Linked DNA regions of Homo sapiens: region 2 is linked to region 1. Evidence: chromatin contacts called from ENCODE Hi-C or POLR2A ChIA-PET data. All regions are on one chromosome and are shown on one strand. Each heading gives the region's core, a stretch centred on a gene start or an enhancer-like site at or near the end of the contact. The rest is flanking DNA. Distances are from core to core; before and after follow the strand shown.

Evidence for each region. A loop is a pair of places that touch in the nucleus more often than their neighbours do. ChIA-PET counts read pairs that join two places held with the same protein, here RNA polymerase II (POLR2A). Pooled maps may share reads with other maps.
Region 2: a map of chondrocyte shows a loop between it and region 1 (2.3-fold over the local background). The contact joins the promoter of MARCHF2 here to the promoter of ANGPTL4 in region 1. A Hi-C loop is called at or near these places in 16 of 168 maps with a recorded cell type or tissue (HCT116, PC-9, chondrocyte and 11 more), 1 of 37 single-sample maps with no recorded cell type and 18 of 50 pooled maps. POLR2A ChIA-PET finds 5 or more read pairs at or near these places in 21 of 52 experiments (A549, AG04449, AG04450 and 17 more).

The regions. Positions count from the first base shown.
Region 1 is chr19:8,362,782-8,365,590 of GRCh38, reverse strand. ANGPTL4 (angiopoietin like 4) reads right to left here and starts at 1,436. Exons shown (of 7, transcript NM_139314.3): 1 at 952-1,436. The coding sequence starts at 1,269. RefSeq lists an enhancer at 1,770-1,819.
Region 2 is chr19:8,411,941-8,414,749 of GRCh38, reverse strand. It overlaps MARCHF2 (membrane associated ring-CH-type finger 2), which reads right to left and starts at 1,445. Exons shown (of 5, transcript NM_001005415.2): 1 at 1,330-1,445. RefSeq lists silencers at 1,279-1,438, 1,469-1,828 and enhancers at 1,320-1,820, 2,691-2,809.

The DNA of each region.
Region 1 (2,809 bases), core at 187-2,686:
CTCTGCCTCCCAGACTCAAGTGATTCTTGTGTCTCAGCCTCCCAAGTAGCTGCCACCACACCTGGCTAATTTTTGTATTTGTATTTTATTTTATTTATTATTATTATTATTTTGAGATGGAGTCGAGCTCTGTCGCCCAGGCTGGAGTGCAATGGCATGATCCCGGCTCACTGCAACCTCCGCCTCCCGGGTTCAAGAGGTTCTCCTGCCTCAGCCTCCCCAGTAGCTGGGATTACAGGCGCCCACCACCACACCCAGCTAATTTTTGTATTTTTAGTAGAGACGGGGTTTCACTGTGTTGGTCAGGCTGGTCTTGAACTCCTGACCTCAGGTGATCCACTGGCCTCGCCCTCCCAAAGTGCTGGGACTACAAGCGTGAGTCACCGCACCTGGCTTTATTTTTATTTTATCGCTATTATTTTTTTGAGGAGTCTCACTCTGTTGCCCAGGCTGGAGTGCAGTGCTGCGATCTCGGCTCACTGCAACCTCTGCCTCCCGGGTTCAAGAGATTCTCCTGCCTCAGCCTCCCAAGTAGCTGGGATTACAGGCATGCACACCATGCCAGGCTAATTTTTTGTATTTTTAGTAGAGACGAGGTTTCTCCATGTTGGCCAGGCTAGTCTCGACAGCAGGTGGAGGCTCCGTGAGCCACTGCGCCCGGTCGTTTTTTAATTTTATATTTATTTTATTTTATTTTATTTATTTTGTGTGTGTGTGTGTGTGTGTGTAGAAGAGACGGGGGTCTCGCTATTTTGCTTTAGGTGGTCTTGAATTCCTGGCCTTGAGCGAACCTCCCTCCTCGGCTTCCTAAGGGGGGAGCCCATCCCTTGACGCAGGGAAGCCCAGGGAGCCACAGTTGCGCACCCCGCCCCCACGCCCCACTCCTGTCCATACCCTTCCAAGCCAGGAGAGCCACTAGGGGCGCGGAGAACCAGCCCTGGGGACACGTACCTGCAGGCTGTGAAGGACCTCAGGGTCCACCCGGCTCTCAGGGGCTAACGGGAGGTCGGTGGACCCCTCGGTTCCCTGACAGGCGGACCCGCACGCGCTCAGGCGCCGCTCCAGCGCGCTCAGCTGACTGCGGGTGCGCTCCGCGTGTTCGCGCAGCCCCTGGCCGAGCTGCAGGAGTCCGTGCGCCAGGACATTCATCTCGTCCCAGGACGCAAAGCGCGGCGACTTGGACTGCACGGGTCCGCCCTGAGCGCTCAGTAGCACGGCGGTGGCGGCGCAGAGCATCAGGGCTGCCCCGGCCGTCGGAGCACCGCTCATCCTCTTAGGTAGCCTGGGAGCGGGGATTCGGGGACTCTCGGGGACGTTGGGGTTCCAGGTGCGAGGACTGGAGACGCGGAGGACCGGGGGTAAGACCCGCTTGGTTGCAGAAGCCGCTGGAAAGAATCGGATCACAGTCGTGTGAGGATCCGCTCAGCTCGGCTTCTCCCCGCCGCGCCCGAGGACGGTTTTTATAAGTTGGGTGCGGAGTGGGCGGAGGAGTCTTGGAGGCGGGGTGCGGGGAGTGCTGGGGGCAGGGCCTGTGGCCGGGGGTGGGGTCCTGTCCTCTGGAGGCCTGGTAGTCTGCGGGCTGGGGGATGCCCTGGGGATGCCAAACTGTGGCTCTCCCGCCCCCGCTCCAGGCTCAGGCAGGCCTTCCTCTACGAACCGTGGGAGACGTGACTCTTCTTTCCCCCACGGTGCCCGCCTCTAGTGTGAAATTGCAAGCCCCCTATTCCGCCCCCGCCTTACCCAGTGGCGGAGAGGGCGCACGCTTGAGGTCAAGACTTCCAGACCAGCCCGGCCAACATCGTGAAACCCAGTCTCTACTAAAAATACAAAAAAAAATTAGCCGGGCTTGGTAGTGCGCGCCTGTAGTCCCAGCTACTCGGGAGGCTGAGGCAGTAGAATCGCTTGAACCCGGGAGGTGGAGGTTGCAGTGCGCCGAGATGGCGCCATTGCGCTCCAGCCTGGGCGACAGAGCCAGAGTACGTCTCAAAATGAAAGAAGAGAAAAGAAAAGAAAAGAAAGAAAAGAGAGAGAAAGAAGGAAAGAAGGAAGGAAGGACGGAAAAAGAAAAGAGAGAGAGGTAGGGAGGGAGGGAAGAAGGAGAGAGAGAGAGAAAAGAGAGAGAGAAAGGAAAGAGAGAAAGAGGAAGGAAGGAAGGAGGGAAAGAAAGGAAGAAGGAAAGAAAGGAAGGAAAAGAAAAAGAGCTGAGTTCAGCGGAGCCCGGAACTCACCAAAAGTCCTTGCCTTGCGGAGGCTTCGTGTGACCTCCATCCCAAGACCAGGAGAGACTTTTCTGGGCTCGCATGTTCCTTCCCGTGAAAGGGTTCGTCATCGCAGCTGTGTTTATGAGATTCTTTGACTTCCATTTCTCCCCTGAGCCCGAAATTATGAGTGCCTTAGCGGCAGGACTTGGATCAGGGCCTCACCCCCATAGCCTACCCTCTACCGCCAGGGTCTTTAATGTCCTGAGCTTTGCCTATAATAAAGCAGGAACTTAGAGAACAGAAAGAGGAGACACAAGGAAGGGAGGAACCAGGGCGGTCGCCCATGACTGTGGTCGCAGCTACTTGGGAGCCTGAGGTGGGAGGCTCACTTGAGCCCAGGAGGTAGAGGCTGCAGTGAGCCACAATGGTGCCACTGCACTCCAGCCTGGGCAACAGAGTGAGATCCTGTCTCTAAAAAAGAAATAAAATAAAAGTCTGTGGCCAGGCGCGGTGGCTCACGCCTGTAATCCCAGCACTTTGGGAGGCCGGGTGGTGGGAGGGGGGGGGGGGCGGATCACCTGAGGTCAGGGGTTCGAGATCAGCCTGGC
Region 2 (2,809 bases), core at 196-2,695, 49 kb before region 1:
GGTGGCACTGAGGCCCCCCAGTCTTTTCCATACCTGCCCAGGCTCCTTTTCCTGAAGGTAGGAAACAGAGGGCAGAGGAATCAGAGGGCCCTAAAACTCCCTACATTGTGGTCTCAGGCAGCTGTTTTACTCTCTCAGCCTCAGTATTATCATCTCTAAAATGAGTGTTACAGGCCGGGCGCAGTGGCTCACGCCTGTAATCCCAGCACTTTGTGCACTTTGGGAGTTCAAGGAAGGTGGATCACTTGAGGCCAGGAGTTCGAGACCAGCCTGGTCAACATGGTGAAACCCCGTTTCTGCTAAAAAGACAAAAATTGGCCAGGCACGGTGGCGGGGGCCTGTAATCCCAACTACTTGACCAGGGTGAGGTAGGAATCGCTTGAATCTGGGAGGCAGAGGTTGCAATGAGCTCAGATCGTGCCACTGCATTCCAGCCTGGGCAAGAGAGAGAGACTCTGTCTAAAAAAAAAAAAGACGGGGAGTCATAATGATATGTAGTTCATAAATTAGTAAAAAATTAAGAAGTTAATAACTATTAGCTCTTATTATAATTACTATCATCAGCTTACAGAGTTGTTGATGAGAGGTCACACAGTCAACCCTGGCACACACAGTAAGTGCTCAATAAAAGCTCTATTAATATTTTTTAGGGTAAATGTGGAGGTTGTTATTGCATTCATTCCTCCCTGCATGAGAAGCAAGGTTCCAATCCCAGCTCTACTCCTTATGTGCTGTGTGGCCCTGGGCAAGACACTTAACCTCTTTGAGCCTGGACTCTCTCAACTGTATAACAGGGGACATTTCTACTGCTTCCACCTACTCAGTATGGTTTCAAAAGAACTGAATGAGCTCAACATGCCCATTTGACTACCCCGTTTTGAGCACCCACATAGCACAGGGCATCCTGTTTCAGCATCTTTGTGCAAAGTGGCTGGGTCATTATATTATAACTTACTATTTTGCAGGCAGAGCCGCTCTGAGAAGGAGGTTGGGGAAGGGCATTGGCCACTTAGCAGTTGCCTACTGTGTGTCAGGCGTTTTCTGCACCAGCCACCTCCTGAATCCTCCCAGAAGCCCCATCAGGTTGGCAATGGGATGACCCAGTTTCACAGGTGGGGAAACCGAGGCTCGGAGAGGCGCCTATGTGTGCCGGACCCCGGAGACCTCCCACCGGCCTTGACACGGGAACTGAGGTCCCCGCGTCCCCGAGAAGGCTGTGGCCAAGGGATCGAGCCCAGCCGTCCCGCCCGGGTGCCGAGCTCCGGCCTCGAACCCGGGGCCGGCCCGCGGACTGGCGTCCTCCGGCCCTACCTGCAGGCCCGTGCCTACCTGATCCGCGGCCGGGCCGGGCGGCCGCACAGGCCCCTCGGTTCGCCTCGGCCCCGGTCCCGGCCCGGCCCGGCCCGTCGGCGCCACTAGCTCCGCTCCGGCCGGCACCTGCGTCCGGGCACCGCCCGCCGAGCCGACAGCGCCGCGGACCAATAGCGACCGCCTCTCGCCTGCATTCGCCAATCGCCTTGCACGTCCCGCCCTAAGAGGCGGGGCCGGAGGCCACAGGGACGACTTGGGCCGCACAGGCCCCGCTGTGCCGCAGCTGCTGGCTCCGCCCCTGCCGCGTCTTGGCTCCGCCCCCAGCTCCGGCTCCGCCCCAGCACTGGCCCCGCCCCAGCCCCGCCCCAGGCACGAGGGGGTGCTGCTGCGCCACCTGCAGACGGCCAGCGTCCTCTAATAAATAAAACCTCTGCAGAATTTAACTTTTTTTTTTTTGAGACTGGCCGGGTGCAGTGGCTCATGCCTGTAATCGGAGCACTTTGGGAGGCCGAGACGGAAGGATCGCTTGAGGCCAGATGTTGGGGACCAGCCTGGGCAACATGGTGAGTTCCCGTCTCTACAAAAAATTTAAAAGGATGGGCGCGGTGGCTCACGCCTGTAATCCTAGCACTTTGGGAAGCCGAGGCGGGCGGATCACGAGGTCAGGAGATCGAGACCATCCTGGCTAACACGGTGAAACCCCGTCTCTACTAAAAATACAAAAAAATTAGCCGGGCGTGGTGGCGGGCGCCTGTAGTCCCAGCTACTCGGGAGGCTGAGGCAGAGGAATGGCGTGAACCCGGGAGGCAGAGCTTGCAGTGAGCCGACATCGCGCCACTGCACTCCAGCCTGGGTGACAGAGTGAGACTCTGTCTCAAATAAATACATAAATAAATAAATAATAAAATAAAATAAAATAAAAGTTAGCCAAGTGTGGTGGCCCAGGCCTGTAGTCCCAGCTGCTCTGGAGGCTGAGGCAAGAGGATCACTTGAGCCCAGGAGTTCGAGGCCAGTCTGGGCAACATAGTAAACTCACCCACCCCCATCTCTAAGACAGATCAATTTTTAAAAAAATACTGCACTATATGTTCACTTAGTATAAGCACACTTTTGCACATAATCACAGTATAACCTTCAAAATCAGAAAATTAATGTTCATCTAATATTATCATGTAATTCCCAGAGCCCATTCAAAGGCCAGGTGCAGTGACTCATGCCTGTAATCCCAGCACTTGGATCATTTGAGGTCAGGAGTTCGAGACCAGCCCGGCCAACATGGTGAAACCCTGTCTGTACTAAAAATACAAATAATTAGCTGGGTTTTGTTGTGGGCACCTGTAATTCCAGCTACTCAGGAGGCTGAGGCAGGAGAATTGCTTGAATCTGCAAGGTGGAGGTTGCAGTGAGCGGAGATCTTGCCACTGCACTCTAACCTGGGCAACACAGCCAGACTCTGTCTCAAAAAAAAGAAAAGAAAAGTTTCCAATAAAGTCCTTTA